Regions from separate parts of the Homo sapiens genome. Here region 2 is linked to region 1. The links are chromatin loops, found by intact Hi-C in ENCODE. Cell type or tissue: IMR-90. All regions are shown on one strand. Links, peaks and the distances in the headings refer to the core of each region. The heading gives the core; the rest is flanking DNA. Region 1 has its middle 12 kb from the start of CC2D2A. Region 2 overlaps C1QTNF7-AS1 (C1QTNF7 antisense RNA 1).

The links. Peaks named below come from ENCODE experiments on the same cell type or tissue, not always from the same donor. Only the 100,000 strongest peaks of a DNase experiment are listed, where the experiment ranks them.
Region 2: a loop joins it to region 1, with 5 times the contacts of the local background. A loop is called at or near these places in 2 of 110 quality-filtered maps.

Annotation. Positions count from the first base shown.
Region 1 is chr4:15,453,022-15,462,381 of GRCh38, forward strand. No RefSeq gene overlaps it. Among named protein-coding and RNA genes, the nearest start is that of CC2D2A, 12 kb to the right of the region's middle. In IMR-90, for the core only: a CTCF peak has its summit at 4,735 (motif pointing left); a DNase peak (open chromatin) is centred at 4,700; H3K27ac peaks cover 527 bases.
Region 2 is chr4:15,369,023-15,378,382 of GRCh38, forward strand. The region is part of intron 1 of C1QTNF7-AS1 (C1QTNF7 antisense RNA 1); the gene reads right to left. It also overlaps a transcript of C1QTNF7 not described here. Among named protein-coding and RNA genes, the nearest start is that of C1QTNF7-AS1, 54 kb to the right of the region's middle. In IMR-90, for the core only: no CTCF peak of the experiment used is centred there; no DNase peak of the experiment used is centred there; H3K4me3 peaks cover 677 bases; H3K27ac peaks cover 675 bases.

The DNA.
Region 1 (9,360 bases), core at 2,264-7,263:
CACTCATCCAATGAAACAGAGTCATAAAAAATGATGAGGATGCCCCACCAGGCACAAGAGCTTGCACCTGTAGTTCCAGCTGCTGGGGAGGACTGCTTGAGCTCAGGAGTTGAGGCCAGTCTGGGCAACATAGGGAAACCCTGTCTTTAAAAAAAAGAGGATGGAAATGTATTGGCACCATAAGATATTCACAAAATATTAACTAAACAAAGTAGATGACTGAGGAATATTTTCAGTACTCATTTCATTTTTAAAGTCTGTTTGCCCATATGCATAGAAAAAGTCTAAATTAAAATATTAATGGGGAATTTTAAATCTCTACTCTTTTGACCTTTATTTTTAATTTTTACAATAAACATTGTACTCATTTTACATAAAATATTTTATGTATGCTCTTAGGCTAGTTGCATATTATTTTGTTTCCAAAAATTGCAGAGAAAATGTCTAAGGAGAGAGAAATAAAACTCTTAGGAGTTGAAGTGTAAAACACGATATCATTCTTAAAGTTTCCTGGTGGCGTACCTGGATGTCTATTCCAGAGGATTTTTTAAAGCAAGATTACCACCAAGTAATACTAGTTTATATGTTTTTAAATTGTTTCTTCCTAACTAGAACAGGGAGGGAAATTAGTCTTGAGTTTACATCATTTTATTGAGTTTTTCTTAGTCCAGAACTATGAACCCAATGGATTACAACAGTATGAAGTCATTCAGAACCAATGCATTTGTCAGATGGCAAAGGCATTTATGAGCAGCTATATGAAGAAGACTGAATTCATGGCTTCACTCCAGTGCCATCATGGAGGTGGCAGAACTTACCGAAGTAAAGACTTGCCCAATATAGTTAGGGTTCCAAAAAATGATCTGCTAGCACTAAAAGGAGAAAAATCATAAACTCTAAGGGGTTGCATAGATGCTCTTTCATTACAAAAGTACTATCTTTTACAAGATTGTGAGATGCTGCCTTGGTGGAAATAAACAAGAAAAAACAAAGTCTCAGTGATCTATTCCAACCACAGTTTCAGATAAATTTGGCACCACTGAGCATCCCCATTGTTACTGAAACAGAAAACACTCAGGTCTTACTATTATTATTACTCCAGAACAACAAAGAGAGTTGCAAGGATTTTCTACAGAAAACATCCAGGTCTTACTACATGTAGAACTAAAATTAAAGCACAGCCTCCTGAGATGTCCCAGTTGGTCAGAATATTGACAAATAATAACTAGAAGGTTAGTATGTGAGATGGTCAGGGCCCAGAAGCCATATATCCATCAATATATCAAGGTGTGTCCACACAAGGAGTTGCCCACCTGATTCCCTTTTAGGGTTGCCAGATAAAATTCAGAAGATTCAAATATAAATTTCACATAACAATCATTTAGTAGAAAACTGTCTCAAATATTTAACTGGGTGTCCTGTATTCCTTTTTGCTAAATTTGGCAACTCTAAATTATGAACAAAAATTCACCTACAAAAACATAAATATGAGTCCAACTAACTTTTTGGAAGGCCGTGCATATAATTTCTCATATAACAAGAAGTAATTGTTCTTTTGAGAAGGGATTCTTAGCTTCCTAAAACAGTTTTAAAGGGCCAAAGTTAGCTGGATGAGAAAGCCATTAGAGAATCTTTTGGGTGGAAAGTCAGAAGACAAGATCTAGCCCCAGGAATTCCAATAATCAGCTTTGTGTGACTTTTAGACAAATCACCTAAATCCTTTAAGCCTCTGATTCCACACTGGATTGGTGGTGGAAAGTAAGTGCTGTCTTTCTCCAAACTCATGGCAGACATTGGTAATAGATAGAAGCATTTCTTCCCACTGTGCCCCAGGGCAGCCTCAGAATTCTCAACAAAGTCTCCAGGTCCATCCATCAACAAGCATGTACCCTTGAGATGAAATCAACTTGCCTTCCCTGAATTAAAGGAGCCTTTGGTTACCCTTCCAGTTCTAACGAAAGTTTGGAAACTCTTGTATTCTAATTCAATAGGCAAGGCTATACCTAGTTTTGCACTCCCAATTAAAAGCAAAACTTGGCAACTGCCTTCTGAAATCGCTATTTTACAAAATCAGAGCAGGAGTAATGGGTGCTGGAGTTCTGCTTGGACCAGGCCTTATAGGCCATTACTTCCAGCTGAGTGGCTCCAACAGCCCTCCAGGGCCTTGGTGGAGGCCAGGGTAGATCCTGACACTGGCCCTCAGTGAAGAACTTGACTCCACTCTGCTTCACGTCTCTGCTTCTTTTGCATCCATGGGCTTCTCATACCACTCACAGGTTTCCTCACCCTGTTATCTGCCTTTTCTACAGCATGGATTCTGATTTCTCATCATTTCAATCTCTGCTGGCATCTCCCAGCCCAGCTCTAGTTCATGACATGTTCTTTGCTTTAGCTCCAATTGCTCAATCCCTGCTGACTCTTTCTTCATGTCTCAGTTCAAATCCCCAGAGTGAGGATCTCATGTTTGGCAGGCCCCTGTTTATCAAAGAGCCAGCCTGGGGATTGGCTGCAGCTGATCCACACCCTCCTTCGGTCCCATCAGCTAGGACTGTGAATACTGGTATAAAGCACAGTTGCCTGCTCAAAGCCCATCAGCACGAGATGTAGGCAGTTTTGTTTTGTTTTTTTTCCAAAAGTGTGTCATCAGGTAGGCACTGCGATGTTCAGTTCATAATTTCACAGGGTCTTTGCAAGAACAAAATGTGGTAATATATGTAAAAAATGACAATTTTAGCAGATTTCCCCCAAAAGCAGACTCTGAGACAAGGACTTGAGTATAAGTGGTTATTTGGGAGTTGCAGGAAACACCAATAGGGTAGTGAGGAAGCAACAGAGCAACAATAACTGTGTCTGTAAGCTAACTGCCATTGTGGTTGATTGAAGCTCATCCCAAGGAGCTGCCCAGGAGAACAGGATAACACACACCGAATCAGCTCACCCAAAAAGGGAGGAAGCCGGAGTGTTTAAAGACCAACTCCCAAGAGTCATTGGCTGAGGACCGCTCTCAGGATCAATATTTTTCCAGCACTTTGAGAGTGCCTTTGGTGCTCAGGTAAAGTGACTTTGCAGGGTTCTGAAAAAAGGCTTCAGGCACAGAGATGGAGATAAGACAGTTAAAAATCTATCAAAGCACCCTGAATTGGTTAATGCAAGGGATATGGAAGAGGCAATGACTTCATCTGCCACCGTACTTGGTCAACCCTCAAATAAATGTTGGCCCCACAAGAGAAGGGGGTATTGTCTGCTTAGTTCCCTGTACCTGAAACTGCCTGGTGCATAATCAAAGCTCAGTAAATATTGGTAGGATGAATGAATGAATGAATGAATGAATGAATGAAGAAATGTCTATATAAATGAATGAATTATTTGGACAATTGTTGGAGATCTTTTCTATTTGTTTTTCTTCTCTTGTGAATAAAGAGGTAACGGGATGGGAGAGGGTAAAGGGGAGCAGCTGGGGGACACAGAACCACCTTGTACCAAAAGAAGCCTGAGTTTTAAGACCAACACTTTTTGCACAACTACCATGACTTAGGCAAAGCAGAACAAAACATCTCTCTCCTACACACTCCTCAAGTTGAATTTTAATGATTTTTTTCTACTATTTGCCCCTTATATTCATTTCAGTTTGGTTTCAGCTGCATAAGTTGTTGAGGGCTGTATCTGTCTCCTTTCCCTGGTCCTGTATCCCCAAGGACAACCCTGAGCCCCACTCTTACCTAAACCCTACACCAACAACATCACAAGCAAGCCTGCAGTCATTAGAATTGTGAGGGGACTATATTAATCCACCTCCACTGATAGGATTTGAGAAGGGCTTCCATTTAATCCCACTCCTCACCCCTGAGGGTGCCAAGCCAATTGAGAAATGCACACAGAAGCCACATATGTACCAAAATACTTGTCTTCCTACTGGTAGCACCAAATCAGAGAGAGCAACTTGGATATGAGGTTGAAACAAACTTCCCAGTAGTTGCCTCCAGGTCTAGACCTGATTAGCATCCCACAACAGAAACTTTTCCATTCAGCCTCAAAGAGAACAGAGGTCTCCCTCCCCTCAAATCAAGCTCATAGAACCCAAGAGAGGCCACATGTGCAAGTGACTTTTTACACACAGCCCACTCCCAACACAGAGCCCAGGGGGTACCAGACTCTTGCCATCTCACCAATCAGAGAAATCCCTCCTCCTCCCTCCACCAGAAGGAGCCATGGAGAGGTAAGCCACTAATTATTAAGAGAGTGGAAGTTCCTATCTTTCAGAGCAGCAGGAACTCAGGGAAAGGAACAAAAATTGTGCCTTCCCTACCACATCTATGAGAAAAGAGCTGATCTAAAAACATATTTACCTTTTAATTCTCAGTGACCAGATAGGGGCAAGTGCACCACTGGATACAGTGAGGGGCTTGCTCTACAGAAGAGTCATTTTCAGTTCCTCTTTCCTCCTGTTACACAGCTATCAATGCATTCAGGTCTGTGCAGAAACCATACGTTCTTCACTAGCTAGGGCCAGACCTTCTGCTCCTTCATCTCTCACACTAAGATTGTTAGTGAACTCTGCAGTGAATGCTCAGCCAGAGTTTGGAAATGTCATCTTACAAGCTCTAATATGTCAAGGAGAAAACTGTTTCTTTGGGAATGTTTCTTCCTAACCAAGATAAGAAAACAGTAATTTTGCTTTTGCTTCAAGGCATACTTTGATGGCAGGAGAATCCAGTTTACTTTTTAAGGTACTGACCTCTAGTGGCCAGCAACAATAACTACTCTATTAGAGACCATTTCCAGAGATTATGTAAAATCCAAGTGCGGGCTAGGAGAAACTTTAGAAATCAACTTTCTCTGCCCACCTCATATTCCAGAAGAGGAAACAGAGATCCATAAACGATGAGGGCCTTGTCAGTGGTCGCTAAGATGGGACTAGAGTCAAGGTCTTCTGTCTTCCATGTGGATCTCCTCCCATTGCCTAGTATACATTTATTAAAGCTACTTAGTCATATACACTGTAATTCATAAACAATTAGAGTAAAAATGACATTTCGTTATCAGATAATCCCTCTGTGGTTTCCTGCAAAGCTTGATGGGATAAGTGTGACTAGAGGTCCGTTTTCACGCTGCTGATAAAGACATACCCAAGACTAGGTAATTTATAAAGAAAAAAAGGTTTAATGGACTCACAGTTCTACCTGACTGGGGAGGCCTAACAATCATGGCAGAAGGCAAAAGGCACATCTTACATGGCAGTAGACAAAAGAGAGAATGAGATCCAAGTGAAGGGGGTCTCCCCTTATAAAACCATCAGATCTCGTGAGACTTATTCACTACCACAAGAACAGTATGGGGGAAACCACTCCCATAATTCAATTATCTCCCACTGGGTCCCTCCCACAACACATGAGAATTATAGGAGCTACAATTCAAGATTAAATTTGGGTGGGGACACAACCAAACCATATCAAGAGGTTTCAACCTCACTGGATGGTAAACAGCTAGAGGGTGAGGATTTTTTCTTAATCATCTTTGAATCTCTAGTACTTTGCACCACATCTGCCATGTGGCAGGCACTAAATAAATGTCAGATGGATGAATAAATTGATGGAAAGATAAATTTTAATTTGAAATTAAACACCAACTAAAACCAAAAGCTACCTGTCTTGCTACCCAACTAGCAAATGGCAGATTTAAGATTTGAGGCCAGCAGTTCAGTTTCACACTAAATGCTACTACTCCTAAAAGACCTCTTCACTGGCCCATGGAACCCCCTCCTACTAGTGACGACTTTCCAAATTTAACAGATGCAGCATTTCTGGCTCTTTGAATCCACACAGCTGATTCGAAAGTAGGTTGTGTTTTTTAGACTCTCAGTCATCAGTTTGTGTTTTTTAGATCTCAGTCATATGTTTTTTAGATTCTCAGTCATAAGTTCTTCTCCTTATATAAGGACTCAGTGAAGGCTTTGCTTTGTGTGTTGGTTTGTTCCTTCAATCACTCAACATATTTACTGAGTGTCTGCTATGCACCAGGAGCTTCCCTGAGCAATGGAAACCCAGCAGGAAAGACAAAATGATGTGTCAACAGCTATGCTAGTGGTAAGCACTAGAAGGATAAAGAAAGAAGGCAGGCTTGTTAATGATGATGGATCCTTTTCTGGTGTTAGCAGAGACTTGAATTAGGAGGGAGTCTTGAAGGTCTCAAGCATACATTAGTATCATGGAGAAAGCGTGAGTGATTCTCAGGATCCCTTGGAAAAATAACCCAGGCTGGCAGTGAGGAGAGAAAATCTCCATATAGGAAGGGGCAAACTTACGCTCAACACTGATCCCCAATCATTGTTCCTAAAATTTACTTGCCTTTTGAGAATTTTAGCAATCTCCACTGATACCATCATTCTTGCTACTGAAATTACTCTTCTTTACTTTACCCTCTCATCTCGAGCATGGATATAAATTCTTTCTGTAATTCCCCCACAGCATAGATGAGTCTCTAAGGGAACAATTATAAGATTTTACAGATGTGTCAGAGATAAGAGGCGAAAATTATAACACAGAGAATTACTAAAAGCTGGCAACTAGATATGATGGCACTTGTGATCCACAAAATCTAGTCCACCGTCATGAAGTTGGCTGGGTCCTTGCAGTGCTACTGTTTTTCTGTTTGGCCCTAGTTGGACAGTACATGGCAGTGTCCATATTTCCCTGACAGGAAAATCCTCTAGTATGGCAAAGCCCCTCAGAGTCCAAGCCCCAGAGAGCAGAATGATGCATAGTAGCAGGCAACCCTTTGTCCTCTGCTCCAAATTCCATCTCTCAAATAGTGAGAACACAAGCAGCTACCAATTTATGGATGGATTTTACTCTAGAAATCTGTTTGCTAGTCAGTTCTTTGGAATCTGCCATGCATTTCCAAAAACATCAACAGTGACTGAGATCAGAGGCAAGTCCATGAAAATTCTATTTATACCCTAGTCCATCTAAGGATGTTGGAAACATAGCTTCTCAATTTAGCAGAATTCAGGAAACAAGTATAGATGCTCCTGGGTACTTTTTTTTTTTTTTTTTTTTTTTTTACCAATCTATGCTCTGTACCAATATAAGCACCCAAACCCCTACAGGTCCCCAAGCTTCTGCATCAGAGGGTAAAGCAAAGTTGTCTGTACCAGGAGCTGTGGCTACAAACAGCAAAGAGTTGAAAATTCTTGAGCTGGAATAGCAGAGAGGTCATTCTTATATTGAGTCTAGCAAACTGCCTTTTTCCCAAGTATCTTTAGCAATTGCTGCATTGGAAGGAAATACAGTACAATTTGTGGCATCACAGGGCATGAAAAAATGAAAGATGGATCAGGCTGTGTAGGAAAGCAAAACCTACTTTTTAATCAGGAGGGTATTATCAGCTAATCCTCTCTCTAGTAAGCTCAGTAAGTCTCCTTGGGTAAGATCTTGTTTCAAATGGAGAGTCCTGTGAGCAACTCATCTTGATTATGCAAATGTAAGGCAAGTGGACACCCACTGCCCTGGAAAATGGGAATATAACATCATTTTCTGTGGCATGACTGATGCTCCCCAATTTTCAAAATGCCCCTTGTGCTCTTTGACATACATTGAATAAATCTGCAAAGGGAGCCAAGAAACCTCCTAGAGGAAAAAGAAATTTTGATACTAATTTCTTTTCTGCTGAATTTCAATAGCATTAAAAACTCAGTGATAAACTTGGTTGGTTAAAACTGAGATTGATCAGCCAAAAAGGATACTTGCCTCTATGGAGGGGAATGCAACATGAGGAAAGGGAGTTTGTGGGCTGTGGATTGGTGACTATGGTTCAAACTAGAACTCAGAGGATGTTGGGCTCCAGGAGGGTCCATTCCTGGTTTAAATGTAACCTGGGATTGAGGTCTTAAAACCTGCTAAATTCTGGAAGCAGTAGCAGATCATATGGGTGTAAATCATATTGGAAAAAACAGGGTTTCTCAACCTCAGCATCCTTGACATACGTGGACAGATAATTTTTTTATGTTGGAATGGCAGTGCGGGGACAGTTCTATGCAATGTAGGATGTTTAGCAGTATTCCTGGCTTCTACCCATGAGATGCCAGTAGCACTCCCTTCCCCCCACCAAGTTGTGACAACCAAAAATATCCCCAAACTTTGCCAAATGTCCAAGAGGGTCAAAATTGGTTGAAAAGCACTAGTATAACCTGAAAGAGGGTAAACCTGGAATCTCTAATGTGAGGCAGCTGGTATGACTAACAGAAACATCAATGTAGCTGAGAGCAAAATTGCTTAGACTTCTTGGGAACCATTTCCAGCAGTAATTGACTAGCTACTTCTCTCTCCATTGGCATTTGCACAAAGGGTTACCCTTTGAATCAAGTGAGCCCCTCAAGATTTATGAGCAATTCTAGAGAGCAATGAAGCTTCAAGACGGAGACATTACATGCCCTGCTAAAAAGGGCAAGAATATTTTCAAGCAACTACACAGAAAATGAAAGAGTTCTGATGATATTTGTACACTAAGCTGGTGAAGCAGGTCCTGCCAGTGAGATGCATTTAAGGGAAGTAGCTGGAGAGAAAAGAATATAAAAATTATAGAAAAATATCCTTTTCAACAAAAATAACAAAAATTCACTACTTATACTGGAGCAGCAGTTTTCTCTGATATGTAAGAGCATCTCTAGTTAATTCAAATTATGACATGACTCTCTAAATAAAATGAGTCTTACAGCATTTTATTCTCTATAGCTCCAACAGCTCTCTTAGAAAGTGAGAATGTTGTGAAATGCAGCAAATAAGAAGAAAGTGTGCAATTCAAAACAGATTGAAAATCATAGCACTAGAGGAAGAAAATTAAATGCTTTAGTATCTATAAAATAAAAATGGGCTACACAGTCAATGTATCTGAGTCAATAAGTGTTTCTCTCTATTTACTATAAACCCAAGAGGTTCTAATTTGCTGGAGTTCAAGTTATGTTTGAGGGAGAGAGGTATGTAATTCAGTAAACTGGAAAAGATAAATCCAAATTGAAAGGCATGGTTTTATAAAATTTATGATTCAAAAGTCATTCTTCAGTGTCCAACTTGAACCTTATTTTAGTCAGGTTTTCCCTTGTGATAAATTTTTCTTTCAGAGAGAATGAATCAGCTACAATCAAAAGTAGTATAAAATTCAAAGAACCAGTAAAAATGACACATTCACCTAAAGCTACGATTGTGTTTCACATGTACAAGTGTGAAAGGCATATTTTAGCCATTTATTGACCTAAATAATGCACCACTGCAGCTTTACCCCAAAGAGAATATAGCATAGTAGTCTCATATCGGGCTCTATAATTTTTAGTGTTGTACAGTATCCTAGTCTCCCAAAGAGGCTTCA
Region 2 (9,360 bases), core at 2,963-7,962, 83 kb before region 1:
GGACCATCTCTGCAGGCTAGGATATTTTGAGAGGAAATATGTCTTAATTAGGAAGGGACAAAGAACATGTCATAGTGTTCATTTCCCTCGGCTTCTTCAGACCAGATTTTGATCGCTTGTGGTTAGTGAGTCAGAGGTAAGGATGAGAAGGGAAAGAAACAAAATATTTTAGCAAAATTTTGAGAGTCTCTGCACACAAGTTGTGCTGATTAAGGCTCAAGTGAGAAAACAGCCCAGAATTAGGGAGAGGCAAGTCTCTCCTTCCTCTGCAGGGAAACCAGCATCACTTTAGATTTTAGAGGGTTTTTAAACATTCTGTTTTCTGATTATTTTGATATATAGGAAGGCTACTTTCATGTATGTATTTTTGTATCTATAAACTCTGTTAAACATATATTATTTCTAATGGCCCTTGTTAAATTTGCTGCATTGTTTAGGTGTATAGTTTTATTATCTTCAAGAATGATAGCTTAGCCTCCTCCTATCCATCAGCTACATCTGTTATTGTTTGTTTCCTGCCTTATCATATATAAATTATTTTACCATTATTTAAGAATGATTTAAAAAGTTTTGCATTTTTAATCTACTACAGTAAGAATGACTTTGAAAACTGAGCAATTAACAGCCCAACGAATAGCTAAAAATCTTTTGTGGTAACTTACATATAATGTAATGATACACTGGGAATGCCTTTGTAATCCTGTGATGAAAACAATGGGAAAGAAGGCCTGTGAAGTTGTATCAGTCAGTGATATTTCAGTTGAATACATTAATGAAGATAATGGAAGGTAAGCACCATAATTTGACTGCAAGACTTCAAATGTGAGATAACACCAAGAAAGTATTAACCACCTCAGTCAGCATTCAGTTAAGAAAATAGCATCAGGTAGAGATTTAAGACAAGAAATTAAAGTCTTAAAGAGCCATTTAAAGAACTGTAAAGAATCTATACATGAGATCATATTGTATTCAACTATACTGAACTATGCAACACACAAGTAAATCTACATAAAAACTGGTAAAAACTGAAGAAGGTCTGTAGTCTGCCTAATACTATTGTACTCATGTCGATTTTTTTTAATTCTATGATTATTATAGTGATATAAGATGTCACCATTTGAAGAGGCTAGGGTATTTTTGTAAATTTTTTTGTAACCTCTTATGAGTCTATAAATATTTCTAAATAAAAAATAATTGTTTAAAAGGGGTTCATGGGACCAACAACTGGCGAAAAAAAGCATTCTGTTTGGCTATAAACTGAGAAGAACAAGCTTGCTGGGAAGCCATAGGAAAGTGTGAGATTCTAGGATCTCACCCAGAAGTTCCTGCAAACCATACATCAGCTGGCTGTTTCCACTCTGTAACTGACACCAAAGAATAATGTTCTCTAATTATTTTGTATCTTTCACAACCCTGTGTGTGCCCTCCTTGGCTGGCTGTAATTAGGAACTCTGCCTACAAGTGATTCTGGGAAATGTAGTTCCAGGCTTCCAGTCTCTGTTCCCTCAGAGAGAGAGAGAGTGGAAAGGGCCAGGGATGGTGCTGAGTTGAAAACATACATCCCAACTCACTCATATTCAACAGATACTATAAACTTACATTCTAGCCTTTGAAAGGAGATTATAAGAAGGAAATTAATCAAAACTTTAGGTTTATAAATAAAAGAAATTTATAAATAGTTCCATTTCCCAGCATGGTTTCTTAGCCTAATATTCTAGTTATCTTCATCCAAAAGAATTTGTAATAAAAATATTTTCGTAGGATTTTTTTCCAGTTTATAAAGCAATTCCACATGTACTCTCTCATTGGCCCTCCAAACAATTTTGAGAAATAGATAATAATGGAAACACTTAAGATTTATCTGATACTTTCATTTCTACTATCACATTTCCTATTGTAACTCACCAACAAAACTAGGCTTCTTGAGGTTCCCTAAACACAACATGCTGTCATTCCGTTTCTTTGCACATGTGGTTCCTTCAACTGAAAATGTCTTTCCCTGGTAGGAATTCCTCCTAGTTCCTACACATCTTCACGCCCTGTCCCGTCAGCTCTTTCTAGGAAGAGACTGAGGCTGTTGGGGTATGAACAGGCAGCTCCATCCTGCAGAGGGCCAGGCTGTGCTGCCCTTGCAGGAACCCAGGCATTGACCAGCAGACAGCAGATGCGACCCAAGATCCGCTCCTCAAGCTGCCTCTCTCCACATTAACAACCTCATTCTTGATTAGCCAAACCTAGCAAAATCGACAGGGGAAGAATGCATTTGGTGGTACACAGAGGGCTTAATAAAGGGGCCTCATTAGACTGTTCTTGGGCGTATGCTTGCTAGTCATACTGCTGCAGAAGAATTTTGAAGGGCCTTTCTTCTACTATTTATTTTCCCCGGCTTGCCCCTGTCTAATCCTCCCTTGCTCCTCTGTAGCTTTTCATGTTAGTGTCCTAATGGCTGGACATATCTTAGTGAGCAAAGCATCCCTGGCTTCAGGGAGCTTACAGACTGGTGAGGGAGACAACCATTATGCAAATTATCTTAGAAATATATACCTATTGCTATAACCACTACAATAATAAAATGACACTTATGACATCCTATGAAAGGAGAAAAAATTATAAAGGGGAAGTGTAGGACAGTATAAGAGAATATAGCGAGGAAGAGCAAGGGTGCGGAGGGTCAGATTAAAGAAAACATCCCGGGGAAGAAGCATGTGAGTTCAGTTTGAACTAATGAAGGGACTTATTAACATGAAGGGGGCTGGGAGGGATGCAGGAAGAGAACATTCCAGGCAAACTCTCTACAGCTGTCAATCTAAGCTCAGTGGGCACATGGAGGGAATCCCCATGGCTTCCTTCTCATGGTGCTCTGGGTAACAATGTCTTGCCTCCAGGCAACTCAATAGGAAAGAGTAGGAAAGGAAAGGAAAGGGTCACAGCTCAGAATCTCGGAGAAAAGAGGAGGTGGAGGCAGAATGTGTCATGAGGGGAGCAGGGTTCTTGTCGTCATGGTTTACATTTGGTCACTGCTGCTTACTAGCTTTGTGACCTTAGAAAAGTCACTACCAAGATATCAATGTTGTTTTGACAATTCAGTGAGGGAAAAAAAAAGGCTCAATAAGTATTCGTTCCCTTCTTTTACTTCCCGCAGGCTTGCTATGGACTGAATTGTGTCACCCCAAAATTCATGTGTTGAAGCTTTAACCCCTATTACGGCTTTATCAGGAGATAGAGGCGTTCATAGCTAATCCAACTTAAATGAGGTCATAGGATGGGTCCATAATCCAATAGGACTATGGTCTCTTAAGAAAAGGAAGAGAAAGATCTCCCTCTGCCCACCATATGAGGACACAGAAGGGAGGCAGCCATCTGCAAGTCAAGAAGAGAAGCCTCACCAGAATCCAACCACGCTGGCACCCAGATCTCAGACTTCCAGACTCCAGAACTGTGAGAAAATACATTTCTGTTGTTTATGCCACCCAGTCTATGGTATTTTGTTATGGCAGCCCAAGCAAGACTCTACTAGAAAATTCTTCTTACAGATGATAGAGTGCAAATCTTAAATAACATTCAAATAATAAATTAATAAAAGGGTAAGATAGTGAATGGAACCATAAAATATGAGTTGGACTTGTGACTTGATCATTTTCAAGGGGGCGCTGATCTTGATTCATTTGATCTTTGTTCATGGCTACTTCAAAAATAAAGACATTCCCATTTGTGTCAAGATACCGTGGATGCCTTTCTGTGTGACTGAACAAAATATTTTCTCTTTGTTCTTCATTCTTAACATTACATGAAAAATGGAAGGACAATTTGAGTCCTAAGAAAGAAAACCAATAGCAGCAAGCATGGGAGACAAGTACCAAGAGGTGGATAACAAGGGAAAAAAGATGAAATACACTCCTAAAAGGAAAAGGGGGAAAAAAAGTCAAGGCAGAACCCAGGAGCCCTGGCACCTAGTGGTGTCAGCCAATGACACAGATGAAATGGGCAATGGTAGTTGCACATCCCGCTGGAAAATACCACTGTCTCAGCCCATTAGTACTGCTATAACAAAATACCACAGACTAAGTAATTTATAAACAACAGAAATTTATTTCTGACAGTTCTAGAGGCTGGGATATCCAAGATCAAGGTGCCAACAGGTTTAAGGCCTGGTGAGGGCTCTGTCTCTGCTTCCAAGATGGCACCTTGTTGCTAAGTCCTCCAGAGGGACAAATGCTATGTCCACACATGACAGAAGGGTAGAGGGCAAAAAGGGCTTAGCTATCTCCTTCCAGCCCTTGTACAAGGTCATGAATCCCATTCACGAGAGCCCTGCCATTGTGACCTAATGACCTCCTAAATGCTCCACCTCTTAATATTATCACATTGGATCTTAGGTTCCAACGTATGAATTTGTGGGGAAACACGTATATTCAAACCATGGCAACTACTTTATAGTTTCAAAGCCTAAAACATTGCAAAGCACTATCTTGATAAACACCTCATTTGATTCTAACCACAACAAAATGAGGTAAGTGCAATGGGACAGGGATCACATACCCAGTGAGTCAACTGTGTTTTGGAACGTTTAAATGACTCCACAGGGCTCCCTTGGCTGTTAAGTGTTCCAGGCAGTGGCCAAGCCTTGATTTTCTATTTCTAGATCTAGTGTTCTTTCTGAGGCACATGTTAAGATATGCTGTATATGCTGTATACCCTTTCATCTAATCTTGACCTGGATTTCCAAGGTAAAATTTTCTCCATATTCTATCTCATTTCCTGGCCACTATACTCCTCCTTCTCCATCCAAAAGTCACTCAATGGTTTCTTTCAGTCAGAAAATAACACCGAATGGAAAATGAGAATGGAAAGGAGAAGAGAAGCATGTAAATGGGGCTGTGACGACAAAATTTCATCTTAGGATACAATTGCTTTCATCCTGGACAAAATGCTTTCAGAGAGATTACCACATTGTATGACCAAGCAAGGGTTACTATTACGATTTTCATTCTGCAGCTGTGAAAATCAAGACTCAGAAACATTAAGGGCCATGTCCAGTGATAGGTATCTTAAAAGATCGAGAGTCAGATCTCCAGCCCTTGCATCTGCCTCCACCTCCCTACAGTGGACACAGCACTGGCTTGACAGTCGGCTCTTAGGTTCCTGTCCTTCCACTAACTAGCTGTGTGATGCTGGTCAAGTCTTGTAAGCCCTGGGCATCGTTTCTTTCTACTGTCAACCGAAGGGGCTGGGCTGCTTGGTCTCTAAGAACATCCTGTAAAGTAGCTGATAAGAAAGAAATTGCAACTGCTGGTCTTTGAAGACCAGTCAGAGGTGCCCTGATCTCTCCCAGCACAACAATGAGAAGGTGTTCAGCTAATATCACACTTTTAGAAAAAATATTGTCCAGACTCACTGTGCTATTTCCCAAATATGATTTGGGGAGCGAGCCAACAGATAAAGAAGGATATTTATTTTTGTTTGTAATGTCGACGTCTTCTTTCGGGCTCGATCAAACAATCAGGAGATCTGTGTAGGCCACAGCGTCATTGCACGCCGGGGTCCTTGCCCGCTCCCTCTCTCTGCCACCGCTCAAAGCCTGGGAGAACGCTTTTGAAAGCGAATCAGGAAATTACTTATCAATCTGAAGCCCCAAAGAATTATGAATAATCCTCGCTGCCAAAGGGAAGGGGATTTTGAGCAAAAGCTCCACATCTGCGCACACTAGAGTTCAAAGACTCCAGCTGTTGGAAGGTCTTGTGAGCAATGTAAGTAAACAGCCCTCTCTCCATTGATAAACGTCTTCAGGCTTTTTTTCCTTAGAAAGGCGTCTTTTGGCTCATGTTGGTGTTTCTCTCTCTCTCTCTCTCTTTTTTTTTATGATGTTCAGGGGTGTTTACCGACTGGGGCTTAGTCAATAACACAACTCCTCTGGGGGTTGCTTCTGCTGAACAAGAGAGGGAAAGCGAAAGTCGTCAGAATCGGCTTTGCTTGGGAAGGGTTAGTTTTGAAAAGCCCTTCCTTGCCAATTATGCTCCTTCATAGCTATAGATCCATACTCAAGAGGAGTGTGAGGCTGACACCGACACTCGCGGGGGCAAGCAGAAGTGTCTCTGTAACCCTACTCTGAAAAACAGAATTGTCATCGTGTCCATTCCTACATAATTCACATTGAAGGTGCTTTCTTCATTTTGATACACTGTAGGATTTTAGTAGAGGAAAAAGAAAGCATTAAAGTGAATATTGTTCTGTGGAGATTTCCTTATAGTGGCATAAATTCTGTGTTCAATTTAGCATTCATTAAGGGTGTTGATTTATTTACTGTCTATTTTATTATTAAACGAATGTGCTTACCACTCCACTTGGCCATGGGAGGATAATGCAATCATTGCAATATGGAAGCAGAAATATCTAAATTGTGTTGGTAAAACTATGAGTTTGCATTAATAGTAATTCTATAAATGGAATGCATAATTTCATAAATGATGCATTGTACTGGGGTACATTTCTTTTATAAGTATTTCAAATCAAATTGTGGGTAATGACTGGGAAGTAGTTAAAAGAAATACAACAAACTTGAACGGAATCGTTTTGTTTGGATCAGCCTTTGTCCTCAGGAACTTGAATGTCCATTTTGCAAGTCCCTCATCATGAATTCTATGGCTGCAAGGAACATATGTCCCGAGTCCTCACACTCTGTCTTATCATCAGACTATGTATCTCCCAATTTGTTCTGATTCATGATTTCAATAAGACCCCACACCCTCAGCCTGGGTTGTGTTCCCCCAACTCACTGGAAAGCTCCTCCAAAATAAATAATAATTGCCCTTAACTCTAGTTGACATCTGACTTCCTTTCCTCTCTTTGAGTAATTTTGGTGTGTACTTCCACATCCTGTACTGTTAAGACGGGTTTCATTTCCAGTATGTCAGTCATTGTCAGCACACACATAAGCTGCTTCCAAGAGTCGAAAGGCTCTAGGTTACTGTACATTTATAACAGCAATTTTCTATGTAGCCCTTTCTCAAGCAACTCATCTATACTTTTATTCTAAGGTGATCTGTAACCTTTCACCTTTACCTAATAAACAGATAGTATGTGCCTAATGTGCTGAAAGCAATAAAAACCAAATGTGACACAATGTTCCCCTTCTTGTATAAACATGTCTGTAGTTTTTATGCAGCCCAAGTGCACTTTTGTGTTCACGGGCAATAGCTAAATAGGGTTGAACACTGACTGTCTGAGCTGTGCAGTGGACTGCGTAACGAAATAGAAGGATGAAGTTTGTAATGTGAAAGTAAGTTATTCAAATTTGGGGAAATATTTACTGAGCATTTGTCGTGTGCTGGGCCCTTCCTAAACATGCCTTGTGCACTCGTGGGAGCAGCAGGCTCACTAGTAAGGTGTAGAGACTCTGAAGCAGAGTTCCTGGAGACACAAACCAGATTGGCATCTGTGTGAATCTGGGTTGGGTTACTTAACTCCTCTGTGCCTCAGTTCCCTTACAATAAAATAGAGCTCATAACAGCAGGGTTCATGTAAAGTTTGAGAGTTGATATAGACAAAGTATTGTTTTTGTCTCTTTCATATATGAGAAAACCAAGGCTAGCGAGGTTTACTTGCCTACAATTACACAGGTAATGATGGCTGGCAGGGCTGGGATTTGGAAGTAAATGAGTGTTTTAATCATAATAGAGAAAGTCCACATTTTAAACCACAGCCTCCTGCCCTTTTGTTGTTGGATTCTTTCTTCTGCATTCCTTTATCCAGTTCTTACAATGGCCTTCTAAATAAACATTATTGACTGTGATGATTTCAGACGAGTAAACTGAAGCTCAAAGACATGAAGTGACTCATCCAAAGTCACATACCTAGAAATTAGCAGCACTGATGTCTGAACACAGGTTTTCAAATTCCAAGTTTTGTGCATATTTTTTCTTTCTCTTGCCAATCTGTGAATGAATGGGTCAGGCCCACACCTGCCCTTTGGGGAAGAGTGAAATAAATAACAATGCTAATGGTCACCATCAATTAAGCCCTCACTCTGTGCTTGGCACAGAATCTCTTTAATTAAAGTAGGTCCCTGTGCCCCTTTGTTAATAAATTATCTAGATGATTCTGGTATATACTAAAGTTTGACAGTTCTATAATCTGGGACAAAATGGAAATTGTTATATCCAATATGACCTAACCTGAAGAAGGTGAAAAGTCCTGATAGAGATGAGAAATTTGACATTTTCCCCAACTCAAATTTGTGGATTACCCTGTGGTCAGAATCAACACTATTTCAGGGTTATTTCCTATCTTGTTGATACCCCCGTGCTTTCTTCAACTTTTGGCCCATGTCATCTGAACTTTCTATCATCTTTGATTGCATCAGGTTTCAATCATCAGCAGATGGGTGGATTTCTTTCTCTGGTAGGCTTTTCATGGCAAATTTGTGCAACTCAATAGGATTCATCATCAAATTGAAATAAAGCTATAATATCTATGAGAAATTTACTCAGTAAATTTTATACAGAGAAGCACCAGCAACATAGAGTATTTGCTGTGTTGAATATAATATCTTCAAGTTGGTTTCTCTGAAAACTATAGTGCCCAGACAGATATAAGCCAACAGGGGATGCCAAACACAAACTTGGTGTACTGGGAACTTTAGATGCCTGGGAAGAGGTCATGGAAAGGGTGGTGGAGCAGGAAGCATTGAACACTGAAAATCATTTCTTGTGATGTCATGACTTGAAGCAAAATATCCCTGACTTTCAATTCTGGCTTCTCCACTTTCTAACTGCAAGGCTCCAAGCACATCACTTACCTCTTAGTTTATGTAACACACATAAACAACTTAGCACCGCAACTAGCATAATAGATACCTAAGAAACAAGAGTTCCTTTCCTCTTTAGCTCTGGTCCATTCAATCCACAAATTTGCACTGAGGACTTATATGTCCTAAACATTATTTTAGATATAATAGTGAACAAGAGCCAAAGTCCCTGCCTTTGTGGAGCTTGCACTTTACAGGAGACAAACCACAGAATCATAAACCAGAATGTAACTTCAGAAATTGAAAAGTGGTATGAATAAAATAAAACAGAATAACAAGACACAGTGACTAGGTGCCAGGAAGGAGCTAATTCTTTAGCTAACATGGTCAAGGACCACCTCATTAAGGGAGGGGCATTTAGCTCAAAGCTGAATCATAAGAAAGACAAAACGAAACAAAGCCATGATTAAGTAAGCCACTGACTAACCATGGGACACTAGACAAGTCACTGAAGCTCTTTTTAAGCCTGTTTCATCACCTATTAACTGCACAGCTGGAGTAAATCTATGGGGCTTCTCTAGACTCTGCTCAGAAAACTCTGCTTTGGAATTTTCTTT